Linked DNA regions of Homo sapiens: region 2 is linked to region 1. A link is a contact called in ENCODE Hi-C or POLR2A ChIA-PET data. All regions are on one chromosome and are shown on one strand. The core of a region is the stretch at or near the end of the contact, and the rest is flanking DNA. Distances in the headings are between cores, read along the strand shown. Region 1 has its middle 24 kb from the start of MIR4290. Region 2 overlaps LINC03062 (long intergenic non-protein coding RNA 3062).

Region 1 (6,751 bases), core at 2,189-4,688:
GGGAGACACAGCAGGAAACATACAGCATCATGGGGTCCCAGGTGTGACGGCTGGGCATGGTGTATTTGTGAGAAGAGGCTCCAGACCTGGGGTCTGGGCTCTGGAGATGTGGGTGGGGCACAGGTGGCAGGAAAAGGATGGGTGAGCCCAGGTCCACCTGGCCTATGGAGGTCTTAACTTCCTAGACCTATCCAAACCTCTCTGTAGTGATAAATGCCATGGAAATGTTCTGGGGACTGCCGGGGAGTGGGATGGGAGGGTGGAGGGGGCTGTCTTCCACAGCCAAGAAGGAGACATAGTAGAGACCCTTGGATTCAGGCTTAAAGAATAACTAGGGGCATTGGCCTTCTTAGAGAGGACACAGGACTTTGTCTGACTTTGCACTTGTCTGGTGTCATTGCAAGTGGCAATTCTCAATTCTCAGTTCTCCAGTTATCCGGCGCCACCTGGGTGTCCAACAAGTTCATGCCATGAACACTGGAGGTGAAGGGCTCTGTCCTATGACTCTGCCCCACAGCAGACACCAGCCACAAGGCCCAAGGGTCATCCGGCTGTGAAATCAGGGGCTCCTATGACCTTCTCCCAGGCTTAATCCCTTGCTAGAATGAGTCACAGAATGCAGGGCAGCACTCTACTTACAATTATGGTTTTGTTATGAAAGATAAACTCAGGAGTGGCCAAATGCAAGAGAAGCATAGGAGAAGGTATTGGGGAAACAAGTGTGGAGTTTCCCTGTCCTCTCAGTGCACAGCTCCCCACTTCATGTGGATGCTTCTACCACCCTGGAAGCTCCCCAAACCCCTTTGTTTGGGGATTTTGTGGAGGTTCCATGATGTAGGTGTGATTGATACATCATTAGCCATTAGTGACTGACTCAGTCTCCAGCTGCTCCCCCCCTCTCTGGGTTGGGGATGAAGTGGCATCATGGTTGGTCTTTTTGGCCACTAGCCGCCATCCTGAAACTGTCTAGAGTTCAGCCACCCACCATCTCATTAGCACACAGAAAACAGCAAACTCCCAGGGTTCCAGGAGCTGTGTGCCAGTCTGGGATGAAAAGAGATCAGGAGGTAGATGGATGAACAGGGGCATTTTCCTGATCTATCCCCAGCACCAGGCAGAGCCCCCTTGTTGTCCTCAAAAAACAGGCTGTGAAGGCAGAGGCAAGGCTCCTCGTGGGGTTCCAGGTGTGGAGGTGCTGCAGACCACCTGCAATTCCAAGGGGGCAGATGCTGCCAGGGACATAGATCGCCCAAGAAAACCTTGGGCTACTGTTGCCTGACTGAAGGACCCTGGGTGTGAGCAGGGCTCTGCTCAGAGGGCCTTGAGCCCTCTCAGGCCATCCCTGACCACATTGCAGCCTCCACTAGCCCCGCATCAGGTTCTGGCCCTGCCCAGAGCCACCTCCCTGTGGTGGGGATGAGACATCCCAACTTCTCTCAGACCTGGGAGGCCACCCAAGGTCTCAGGTTGGGAAGGCCGCCTTAAAAGATGCTTGGCTTCCAGTTCTTAATCTTAGAGGATTTGGGGGAGGAACCAACAGTGTATTGTGTGTAGTGTGGTGTGTGTGTGTTGTGTGGTGCATGCATATAAGTGTGGCATGTAAGTATATGTGTGCTTGGTATATGCATATGGATGGATGTATATTGTGTTTATGTATGGGACACCTGGTTTGTAATATTTGTCATTGTCTGTGGTATAAATCCTCCCATGACAGCCAATGGAAAGCTAATGCCATGTCACCAAAAACAGAGTTGGAAAGGGTGTGCAGAGCCACTACCTTAAGTACGATGACGTACATATATCACCAGACAGATAAACAGACACGCAGCCTAGAGAACACTGATAATAACACAATGTGGGGGTTATTATCTTGAATTTTAATATAATTTATTTTATTGCAAATCTATTCATTTTAATTTTTAATAATGGCTGTGTGTAACAACTGGTCCCGAAATTCACAGACATTTGGCAATCGACCCCATCAAGGGGGTACGGGTTGGCCTAGACCACCCTGGATTCCTTCTCCGGCTGCGTTCTGTGGCCAATGTACTGAGCCCTGCCGGCCTCCTTCCTCAAGAAGCTGGAAATCTGGTAGGAGCTGGAGATGGTTTCACTGGGGTCCCCAGGCTCACCACCCATGGGGCTGCAGAGGGAGTGGTGGAGATACACATGGAGGCCTCCTGGCTCTGGGAGTAGCTTCACACTCATACTCGGGGAATTGTTCTAATGGCTCAGGCTTGAGGCACCACATGCAGTTTTTTTTTTTAAAGTATGGTATTAATTTATACTTGTCTGTTGTTTATCCAATAAATGGCGTTCCAAATAGCAGGGCACTAGCCTGAACGGGAGAGGAGTGTGGATTCTGTTCTAAGCATGTTACAGCATCTGCTTTCATACTCATGCATATGCACACATGCATATATGTATATCCATGTCTACCTCAGGCGTGGGCACTTGCTGACTTATCAGGCATAGCCAAAGATAAAAGGCAACACTATGCTCCATGGAGGATGAATCTCACTTGGGTAATAAAATGACAAAGAAAACTAGAGAACTAATGGCCATAAGACTCAGCCCAGCTGTGCCCCAGGAGGGAGGAGAGATTTGGGAGTGGGGTTCTGTAGGGGGGTGGGAAGGCTCTAGAGTGGGTGCTGGGGGTTACAAGCATTTTTGCCTTATAGGACTTCATTAAACTTCATGTTTGCTTTATGCAGCTTCCTGTACTTGTGGGACATTTACTGTTAAATATATACTTTCATATATATGTGCAGATATACCTCAATATATATGTATATATATGTCTGTATGTGTGTGTTGTATGTACACACACATACACAGAGACATTACAGACATGTACTCACTCTCTTTCACCTGAGTTGGCAGAAAGTTTTGTTGCTGGGCCCTGCTGAGATAACCGGTTTGCCCAGTGGCTTGCTGGCCTTGCCAGGCTGTGCTGAGCTGTTCTGCGATGGCTGGCAGGCGCTGCCTGGGCTAGAACTGGTAGTAGAGCTCCAGGTTTTAAATGGACCTAGGGGGATCAGCCCAGGGTTCCATGCAGGTTTAGCAGGTAGGGTGTAGCAGGCCACAGCTCTGAGAAGGCTCTGACCTGGCAAATGCTCACGGACTTGAGGCCTGCCCTGCCTGACAGCGGCTCTGATTTCCTGACCTGTGCACAGGAGCTGGCTGAGGGGCAGCCCCTGCAGGCTTAGAGTTTTCTGGTGAAAAGTGTTGTGGCAAAAGGAGCTTGAGCTGGTCCCCCAGTACCTCTGGGCCATGTGGGGCCTTCCCCCTCCCGAGGAGAGGGGCATGACTGAGATGTGCCCTCTGCCCCAGGGAGGCACACACCAGGGCAGGGCTAGGAGACACTCAGCCTCAGTAGCCACTTTCCAGTCAAGGGCCTGGGGTCACAGAAACCTCAGGGCTCCTTCCTGTAAGTCGGGGTGGTTCTCAGCAGCAAGCTTTCACTTTCCATGCCTGGCTGGGACAGCTGGGTATTGAGACTGAAGAGACAGCCCACCTCTCCTTCTGCCCAGAAAGTGAAAATGCCTGAGAAGGCGCTGGGAGTGACTGGGGACAGCCAGATGAAGGTCCAGTTCTGGTGTCGGGTCCCTGAGGAGGGAGCTCTGTGGACTGGCTCCGTAGCACATGCTCCTGGGGCTTGCCTGGCACCGGTGCAGGGATCAAGGTCGGAGTCCACTGGCTGCTGGGAAGGCTGGCATTGGAGTTACACTAAGGCGCTGAGCAGCGTTAGGCACTCAAAATCTATTTTAAGCCTTGTGTAAACATGCATGAGGCGAAGTCTCCCTCTCCCTGCTGCTCCTGCAGAAAGAGCTGTCCTTTGCATTGCCAACTTCTCAGGGTTCTTGTGGAGGTTAAGCAAGTGCTGTTTTGATTTTTTTCTGGAGGTGAAGTGAATTATAGCCTTGTTGTTTTAATAAGTCACAATATTTACAAGTTCATTTCTTTGAACTGTGTGTGGGGGGTTATTTTGTCTGCAATTTTGAAGGTAAATAATTTTCTGCTGTTTCACTGTCGTTTCAGCCAGATATTTTTGTTTGGTTTGGTTTTCAAAAGGAGGAGAAGGGAACTAGCTTTTATGGAAGGTCTTTGCTCTGTCCTTACCAACGCGGGAGTTGTGCTTCCATTACCTTCTTTAATCATTTTCATAAGGATTTTTGTACAAATGATGAGGAATGACGGGTGGTTTTAAATTTGTTTTTCAGAAAGAAGTAATGCATGACTCTGATTTGCGGCTGCAGGATAAATCCGAACTATTTCAGGGAGATGTCATGGAGAGCTCATCTCTCAGCATCAAAGTTGCCTCTCCTGACTTTTGAATTTTAAGTGTTCTGTGTGGAAGAAAAATGGAGACAACAAATTTCTATGCATGGATTCAAAGAATCCTCGTAATATACAGACTACATTCTCCCCAGCTTTTTATCTCTATATATTCTTTTTGTTGAGTTTCAACCACATAGGGTTGAAATTCACCTTCCCACATTACATTTTTCATCAATAGTTGAAGACCTATGTATGTAAATATCAGGAACTATCAGAACTCCCTGCAACAGGAAACCTGACCCCCAACTCCCCCGAAATGCATCATGATAAACAGTCACTTGCCAAAATAACAAATCAGCTTCCTGGAACATGCTTGCTCAAAACCAGGAGAGGAGCTTAGAGACGTCAGCTTGACTTCTGCCTCGTACGCAGGAAGGGTGACCTTCAAAGATCAAACATCGTCCCAAATCTCCCTTCATCTTGTAGTACTCCTGCTTGTCGTAGCTCCTGTTACCATCAGGTACTGGGCCAACCATCCGTCATGTCAGAAGAGAGTTGGGGACAATCCCTGGATTATTTCACCTTTGCCCTGCTGGTATAGACAATGTGTGTTATGGCTGGGTGACTTGCTGACTTTTACTCTGAGCAACAGCTTTGTCAGAGTAAACTAAAACAGAGACTTCAGAGCATAATAAAATATGACATTTTTTCTGTATAGAACTAAAGACACGGGGGAGAGAGAACAACTTAATTAAAAAGACAGTGCCCTTTCAGTGTCTTTTTTTTTTTTTTTTTTTTTTTTTTTTTGAGATGGAGTCTTGCTCCGTCGCCAGGCTGGAGTGCAGTGGCGTGATCTGGGCTCACTGCAACCTCCACCTCCCGAGTTCAAGTGATTCTCCTGCCTCAGCCTCCCAAGTAGCTGGGACTACAGGCACGTGCCACCACACCCAGCTAATTTTTTTTGTATTTTTAGTAGAGACAGGGTTTTACCGTGTTGGCCAGGATGGTCTCGATCTCTTGACTTTGTGATCTGCCCTTCTCTGCCTCCCAAAGTGCTGGGATTACAGGCGTGAGAGTTTGTATTAATAAAATAAGAGGAACAATACCAAGGAGAGTGCTTTGTAAGGATGTCAAGGCTGCCTGTTCCCTGCTCTACACAGCATGTCTCTGACAAAGCAGAGGCCACAGAAAGGGGCACCTGGTGGAGGGCCCAGGCAGCAGAGCACAGGCCCTGCAATTCTGGATGCTGGGGTGTCATTTCATGTTTTGAATTAGCTGTGAGCCTGGGGGCTGCCGCCGGGATCATTTCCAGCAGGGCGGTACCATTTAGTTCCTTCTGACAAAAGGGCCACTGCCCAAGATTTTCCGCGTCTGCATTCAAGTGGCAGATGAGACACGGATAATAATACACACTCCAAATCTTTTCAGGAATTCACAGTCTCTGTTTGCAATGTTATCCTGAATTTGATCACGACATGCACAGAACTGGTTTGAAAATTATTTTCCAGAAGCAATTCTTTAATAAAACTTTTTCATCTGAAAAGCAATCTAGCCAAAATGTCAACAGAGGTAGATAGGATAAAAAATAATTACTCTGGATCCCAAGCCAAGATGAACATACAAGTATTACCAAAGATTTGGGTGTGATATCGACCCCTTGCCCCTCTCCAGCCCCCTTGATCCTGGGATCCCTGCCTGTCTCTGTGCTTGCAGGCTTCTCCCCGGCAGGGACAGAGAATGTGAAGTGCCTAAATGCTTAGTGATTTCATTCCAGGGCACTTTCCTATCATCCTGGTTACTGATGCCAGAGGAAAGCAGGAAGGGTTGGGGGTTGGGTTTGCAGCATCTGATGGAGATTGTGGTTTGCAGATTGTGAATTGCTGTTTTGTTCTACAAAAATAATGAACATGGTAACCATAGAAACCTAGTAGAAAGGTGTCCAAGAGGCTAATCGACCCAGTCAAATGAGTGTTTCTCTATGATGACTTGTAGTGATCCTGTTAAATTGTGCAGGGTTTCTTTCTGGGGGGCAGCAGGAGCTGTGACAAAATGCATTTATTATGCCATCCTCACGTGTCAGACTGACAACGACTGCTGTGTTGTTGCTACGAGATGGCTGCATAACAGCACCCACAGCTGCAGGACCATTGCAACTGCTTACTTGCAACAGGTGCTGTGTTTTAGGCCCCAGACCCCAGAACTTGGATTGACAGAGGGGCCAGCTGCTTAATTTTTGGCTGGCTGTTTTTCATCTGTGGAGTGGTGCCCCTCTGAAGAGACCAGAGCATGTGAAACTCTATCCTCATGCAAAGAACACTGTCCTAATTTTTCTTTTGCTGGAGGCCGCAAGTGCCAGAGAGAAGGATAAGAAAGGCTTTGGGCCACTTGCCCCAGCTTGAAGGCCACGATGCCAAACCAACCCGGGCAGTGCCTGGAGTGTCAGGAATTTACAAGCAAAGAGTCCAAGTGC
Region 2 (6,751 bases), core at 1,172-3,671, 310 kb before region 1:
AATCCACTTTCATCTGCCATAGCATGTTAAAAGTTCTCAAAAACCACAGGGCAGGCCGGGTGCAGTGGCTCACTCCTGTAATTCCAGCATTTTGGGAGGCCGAGGTGGGCAGATCATGAGGTCAAGGGGTCGAGACCAGCCTGGCCAACATGGTGAAACCCCGTCTCTATCAAAAATACAAAAATTAGTCGGGTGTGGTGGCGCGGGCCTGTAATCTCAGCTACTCGGGAGGCTGAGGCAGGAGAATCCCTTCAACCTGGGAGGTAGAGGTTGCAATGAGCCTAGACTGTGCCATTGTTCTCTAGCCTGGGTGACAGAGCAAGACTCTGTCTAAAAAAAAAAAAAAAAACCAAAAACATGGGGCATCTGAAGTTACGACTTCCAGATAATTTAGCAAAAGAGAAAGGTTTCAGAGTAGGAATTTAGCTATGATTTTTTTTAAATTAAATTTTTTAAAATGTGAAAGCACATATTGTGGTGTCTCTTAGCCCCAGAGCCAGAGGGCAATTAGACTCTAGTGTCCTCATTGTACCCTAAAGCAAAAGCTAAGCGTGCTCCTGGCAGGCACAGGCCGTAGCAGGGCCTACAGGCTGCCCCTTTCTTGGTAGTGCAGTGATCCTAGCCAGATCCAGACATATATACTTGGCCCACGGTGAGGGGCTGGCAGGGTTGTGGGAGAGGGTCTGTGTGGCACATGCTGAGTGGTGGATTGTTCTCAGAGTGAAGTGTGTTTTTCTTCTCCAGCACTGCCTCTCTGTAGAGACACGCCTGGCCAGCAGCAGAAGCTCCAGCATTCTTTGTTATCACCTCTCTGGACTAAGTGAGAAGTCCACCCGTCCTATCCCTCTTTACCTTCCAGTTGGGGTTGGGGCCAGCGACTGCTGCATACTGTGGGTGGCAGTTTTGAGATGCACCCACACGTTCTTCAGCACCCCTACCCCTGAGGGGTGAGGTCTGCCTCCTCCCCTGGGACCCAGGCTCATCTTCAGGACTGGCGGATCCACAGTGTCCAGCAGACAGTGTGTCTGCTGGGATGGTGTCTGACTCCTGAGGATGAGCCCTCAAAGGCACTGCAGCTTCTACACTGAGCGCTGCTGGGAGGTTCTTGCTGGAGCCCTGAGTGTTAATAACACCCAACAAGTCCTGCCACCTGTGGCCGCCATAATGCCAGGAAGCACAAAATATCCCATGGGGAGAGAGCACATGGGAAGGGTTGAGGCTGTATGATGAGATGCCTGGCCAGCCCCTGACAGCTCCTGTCACTGTCTGACTACACCGCAGAAAGCCCTAAGCCAGAGCCACCCAGCTGAGCCTTCCTGACACCAGGAGTGAGCATAAAATAACTGTGGTTGTTTTAAGACACTCAGTTTGGGACGATTTGTTACACAGCAGTAGACAATGAGGATACCTGATGCTCCCTGCTATTACCCTTCTCGCTCCAGACTGGGAAACCCCATGCTTCCTGGACAGCCCATGGATTCTTAGAGAGAGGGCCCAAGGGTTCTTCTCCTGCCATTTCCAGCTCTCGGCCCTCAACAAGGCTGCTTCAGATGACGAGGCACAAATCCCAAGCCTTATGCTTGCTTACTTACAAGTGCCTCTGCTAATTTACTTTTAATTCCTCCCTTTCTTTCAAAGGGCTTGCAGGTGCCTTGGCATGCTCCCACAAGGAGTTAAAATGAAATCAAGGACATTGGCAGACTTTAGTAGAAAAGTGGGGAAGAGAAATGAATATATCAGGAATCTAAGATAAAGTGGATGCTGGCATGGAGTTAATACTTAACTCTCATTTCTTGACAGCTAAGGGTTTTTTTTTTTTGAAGTGCCAGTTCTTTAAAAAAAAAAAAAGGTAGAGTAGTTCCTCCAGAGAGGCAAGTTATTTTCCTGGCATTTTTGCCCAGAAAAATAAAGTATTTAAATATACAGCATAGGAAATAACATAACATTTAATGTTTCCAACAAAATGTGTTTTCAGAGGAATAAAACTCTCACGTGGTAATTTTTCGTGTCGTTGCATAATAAAGTCCTTGGGCAAAATGTTTTGTCCTCCTCTGGGCACAGCCTATCTTTTGGCAGCTGGACAGAGCTCAGAAGACCCGGGAGACAGAATCTGCCTTGGCGGGCAGGTCCCTTGTGGACATCGGCAGCCCTTGCTGTGCTTTTAGCAGGAACAGGGTGATGTCTCACCAATGCCAGGGGCAGATATTCTGGGCCGTTGAATGAGGCCGGATCCACATGCTCTTGAGCTTTCCAGACAAAGCAAATGCTGACATTCTGTTCCACAAGTCCTGTCGGGAACTCTGGCTCCAGTGGAGAGCCAGGGGACCGTGAGGGCCAGTCAGCGCCTGCTTCTCCCTTAGAAGGTTTGTTGGGCTGGAATATCTGGACGGCACTCCATGGACTTCTCTGGAGCATGAGACAATCTGAATAGGCACAGGTGGTGCCTTGGATCTGTGCTGTGTGACTCAAGCTGCAGGCTGGAGGTTCTCCCTGGAGACAGCTCGGGCTGCTGTCCTGCTATAGGAACTGGCCAGGCCTCCCTCTGCAGGCACCAAGTAATGGCTTTGCGTTCTTGTTGGTCACGGCTAACATGTATTCATGCCACACAAAACACAGGCACGTGCGGTGCGTGGGTTTTTATGCCTTATCGCCTGTACCAAAAATAAATCTTCCTTGTCAGGCCTGACTCCAGAGCATGGGAGTGGGCACAGCGTCAGTCGTCTGGCACTGCCTCCCTTGTCATCCTGGGGTTGCCATCATGGAATGGAACTGCTCTCTGTCTGCTTTGTCTTACTCCTCCACTCCAGCGTGTACCCACAGAGAGGAATGGCACAGGGGACACACATTTCCCTGGATGTGGGACATCTGCAAGGGCTCTCTGTGTGTCCCTCCAGCAGGAGGGCTGTGTCCTGTTCTTTGGGGGAGCTGGGGATCTGGTGGGTATAAATGCTCCACCTCCGGCTTCCAGCATCCTAACAGAGGCTGCGCCCATTTGGGCAGAAGATTGGACCCGGGGCAGGGTCCGTGAGCACTGGGAGGCTCGCCAGTGGCTTGGCCCTGCGTAAACCTGGACAACTTGGACAAACTCTGGGGCAGGGTGGGGAGAGGCCCAGGAACTACCCTGGTGGAAATTCCCACCCATGTGGTGTGGGGGATCCGGCTCTTGATATGTAGGGAAATGACGAATGTGCAATTTTCTGCTCACCTGAGATCCACGCTGGCCATAAGAGCATTATTATTTTCTGACAGGACAATAAAAATGCGTGCTTTCTCTTACCATCTAGCTCTGTGCACTCCAGTTAAATCACACCTAGCTGGCTGCTGACTCAGCCTCTTGCAGAACGTCCAGACAGATGTTCCAACATTACCTGGTCACTCCTGCCTGGAGCTGCAGCCTCCCTGCTGGTTCCCATCCCCAGGGAGCCGGCCTGCTCTTCCTGCCCTGCCACCTGTGTTGCTCCAGGCTCAGCCCTCATCCTCGGGGAGCATCAAGGTCAGAGTCAGCAATGCTCTCACGTGGTTCTGAACAACATGCCCAGGCAGCTCCCAAGAGCAGCTCTGCCAGATTCTACCATTCCCATTCTCCTGTTGGTGACTATATGCCTTCTCTTTTTATAAAACTATTTCCTTCTCCTTTGTAGGCAGCTCACTCAGTTTCCTTATGGCTGAGTTGCCCCCTTGGTAAGTGAGATATCAGATGTAGGATGCCTAGAAGCCCCTCTACAAAGGACACTGATGACTATGATACTGATGATGTACAGCTTTCTAGAAGCATTGGTGGACCCTGCTATGCACTCTAGACTCCCTTCCAGGAAGACCTTGCTGCCCAGCTGCAGGGATGTGGTCAGCAGACAGCCCCCAGCTGGCCTTCCTCCAGGCTCAGGGTCACCTCAGCTTCCTCAGCCACTGCACCCATCCCAGGTGGCCACCTCCAGCACTGGGGTGCAGTCCAGGAGGCAGTCGCACAGGGCCGGCAGCTGCCTAACGGGCAAATCTTCAGTGGTATCCCTGACCTACAGCCCCCTCGGGGCCAGCCCAGGCTGGCAGGGAGCCTGTATCTTGCTGTCCTGTACCCTGCCCTGTGCTATGGATCCCAGGGTGCTCCTTCATCCAACCCTGCATGCCAGCTCTGTGAGAGTTGGCTAGGATGGGCACAGATGTCAAAGCTGGGGGGCCGGAGAGTTTACTTCCAGCTCCCTCTTTCAATAGGTGAGGCGCAGCATGGCTGACCTGCAGCTCAGCCCCAGCCTCTCTCTGCATATTCATTGGGACAGCAGACAGGAGGCCAGAGAGCCAGTGCTTCCGACAGAAGCCAGGGAGGCCTGTGGAAAACTGTATTTCCTTGTGGTTTATACAATGAGAACACTGGTGTAGAGTTCCAGGCCCCTCCACTCTGTAGGGCATTTTATTTCTTGGCTTCAGTGTCAGAGGACAGAATGACATTAGCCCCATTCAATATTTCTTTCATGCTCTCAAGGGAGGCTGCAGGGCTCCACCTGCCCATCCTGTATGTCTGTAATTTTTGCTCCTGGTTTATTACTTACCCACATGCGCAATGTAAACACGTGCCTACTGAGTGGCCAGGCCGGTCACAGCATCCACCTCCTGAAACCTGTCAGGAGGGGCAGGAGGGGCTCAGAGCCACTTGTGTCCTGGGAGCACAGGACTGGGAATCAGATGGGCTTAAAGTCTCCCCACTGACTTTTATCAGAGCCACATGACCTAGAGGGCTGTCTTAGTCCATTTCCCATTGCTTGTAACAGAATACCTGAAACTGGGTAATGTATAAAGAAAGGGAATTTCTTACAGTTCTGGAGGCTGGGAAGTCCAGGGTCAAGGGCGTGCCTCTGGGGAGGACCTCCTTGCTGGTGGGGACTGACGAACATGCTCAGCAAGGCATCACGTGGTAAGGGGGCTGAGCGTGCTTTCCTTTGCTCATAAAGCCACTGAGATAACCCTTTAATCTGTTAATCAATGAAGAGATTAATCTGTTCCTAAAGGCAGAACCCTCATGATCCAATCACTTCTGATAGGCCCCACCTGAGTCTCAATATTGCCACATTGGGGATTTAGTTTCAACACGAGCTTTGGAGGGAACATTCAAACCATACAAGGATATACACATTCCCGGTCCTCACACATAAACTGGGCGGGAGAGCCTCAGGAGCTGTAGTACTGCCCCCTCAAGTTTCCCTAAAAGCAGCTGCCTTTCTTAGAGCTCAAGGCTGAGGGCACAGCACCGCCCAACTAAAGCTCGGCTGCCCTATATTCTGACGGATCCTTATTGATAAGGCCTGGAAAAGAGATATCCAGGGGAAAAGAACCCAATAGGAAAGAAATTGTGATTCAGGGCCTGGAACAATTTTGAGACTGTCATCAAGCCAAATGCAGAAGGAAAAAACCCACAAAAACAAGGTAACTAAAAACAGGGTAAAATGATAAGCACCCTAAGAGAGTTGTAGTGCAAATATGAAACCAATAAAAAGATGTTATGAAATGAAGCCATGAGGAGCTATAAGACAGGAGGAATTAGTTCATCTTCATGCCGGGAATATTGTTCCTGGCCTGCAGGATGGGAGAATGGCTCTGCAGAGAAGGAAGCTCATTCCTAGGGTGGCTCTACTTGGGTCAGAATTGAACAATAGTTTATAGTTATAATAACGTGAATGTAATCCCGGCACTTTGGAAGGCCAAGGCAGGTGGATCACCTGAGGTCAGGAGTTCAAGACCAGCCTGGCCAACATGGTGAAACCCTGTCTCTATCAAAAATACAAAAAAATTACCTGGGTGGGGTGGTGCATGCCTGTAGTTCCAGCTACTTGGGAGGCTGAGGCAGGAGAATTGCTTGAACCTGGGAGGCAGAGGTTGCAGTGAGCCGAGATCGTGTCACTGCACTCCAGCCTGGGCGACAGAGCAAGACTCCGTCTCTGGAACAAAAAATGTGAATCATGTTCATTTGTCTTTAATTGTTAGAAATCATTTATAAACAGAGCACATGCTGTGTGTTTGTCACTAAAGTGAAGATGGTCAAAAGTAAAAGGCAGGGGAAAAAGGGACATTTAGAAAAAGGTAGGAAAGTCAAGCAAAGGTGGGAGAATTGCTATTCTCATTGCTATTCTTTCATCTTGGAAAATAAGGTGTCAGGAATTACTCCTGAAAGCTGATAAAACAGATACTGAAATATATTCTTAGAGTTCCAAAGATAACAAATAAACTAGCTAAAGTCATAAATATAAATGCCAGACATTGGGAAAAGAGGGTAGCATAAGTTAGCAAAATATCCACTTTCCTTTTTTTTTTTTTTTTCTGAGACGGAGTCTCGCTCTGTAGCCCAGGCTGAAGTGCAATGGCACGATCTCAGCTCACTGCAACCTCCGCCTCCCAGATCCTGGTTCAAGCAATTCTCCTGCCTCAGCCTCCTGAGTAGCATAGGCATGCTCCACCAGTTATTTTTGTATTTTTAGTAGAGACGGAGTTTCACCATGTTGGCCAGGCTTGTCTTGAACTCCTGACCTCGTGATCTGCCCACCTCGGCCTCCCAAAGTGCTGAGATTACAGGTGTGAGCCACCGTGCCTGGCCACAAGATATTCACTTTTCAACTGGAAAGTCAATTGGTGTTTCCCACAGCTGATAACTTGTCAGAACAGAGGCATCTATCACAGGCAATCACAGATGACTGAATCCAGGAACAGCTATCAGATTTTCCCCGGAGAGGTGGAGAGGGGAGAGTGTAAGACCTTTGCCTTGCAT

The links. Hi-C counts contacts between places; a loop is a spot of excess contacts on that map. ChIA-PET counts read pairs that join two places held with the same protein, here RNA polymerase II (POLR2A). Pooled maps may share reads with other maps.
Region 2: a pooled map shows a loop between it and region 1 (1.9-fold over the local background). The contact joins two enhancer-like sites. A Hi-C loop is called at or near these places in 1 of 37 single-sample maps with no recorded cell type and 5 of 50 pooled maps. POLR2A ChIA-PET finds 5 or more read pairs at or near these places in 1 of 52 experiments (SK-N-SH).

The regions. Positions count from the first base shown.
Region 1 is chr9:89,996,418-90,003,168 of GRCh38, forward strand. No RefSeq gene overlaps it. Among named protein-coding and RNA genes, the nearest start is that of MIR4290, 24 kb to the right of the region's middle. RefSeq lists enhancers at 3,058-3,227, 3,268-3,337, 3,348-3,397, 3,448-3,537. Within about 2 kb of position 3,439, at least 31 of the 41 ENCODE cell types and tissues checked have a DNase peak (open chromatin) inside an H3K27ac peak, as active enhancers do.
Region 2 is chr9:89,682,875-89,689,625 of GRCh38, forward strand. The region is part of intron 3 of LINC03062 (long intergenic non-protein coding RNA 3062); the gene reads left to right. Among named protein-coding and RNA genes, the nearest start is that of LINC03062, 46 kb to the left of the region's middle. RefSeq lists an enhancer at 2,870-3,441. Within about 2 kb of position 2,422, at least 13 of the 41 ENCODE cell types and tissues checked have a DNase peak (open chromatin) inside an H3K27ac peak, as active enhancers do.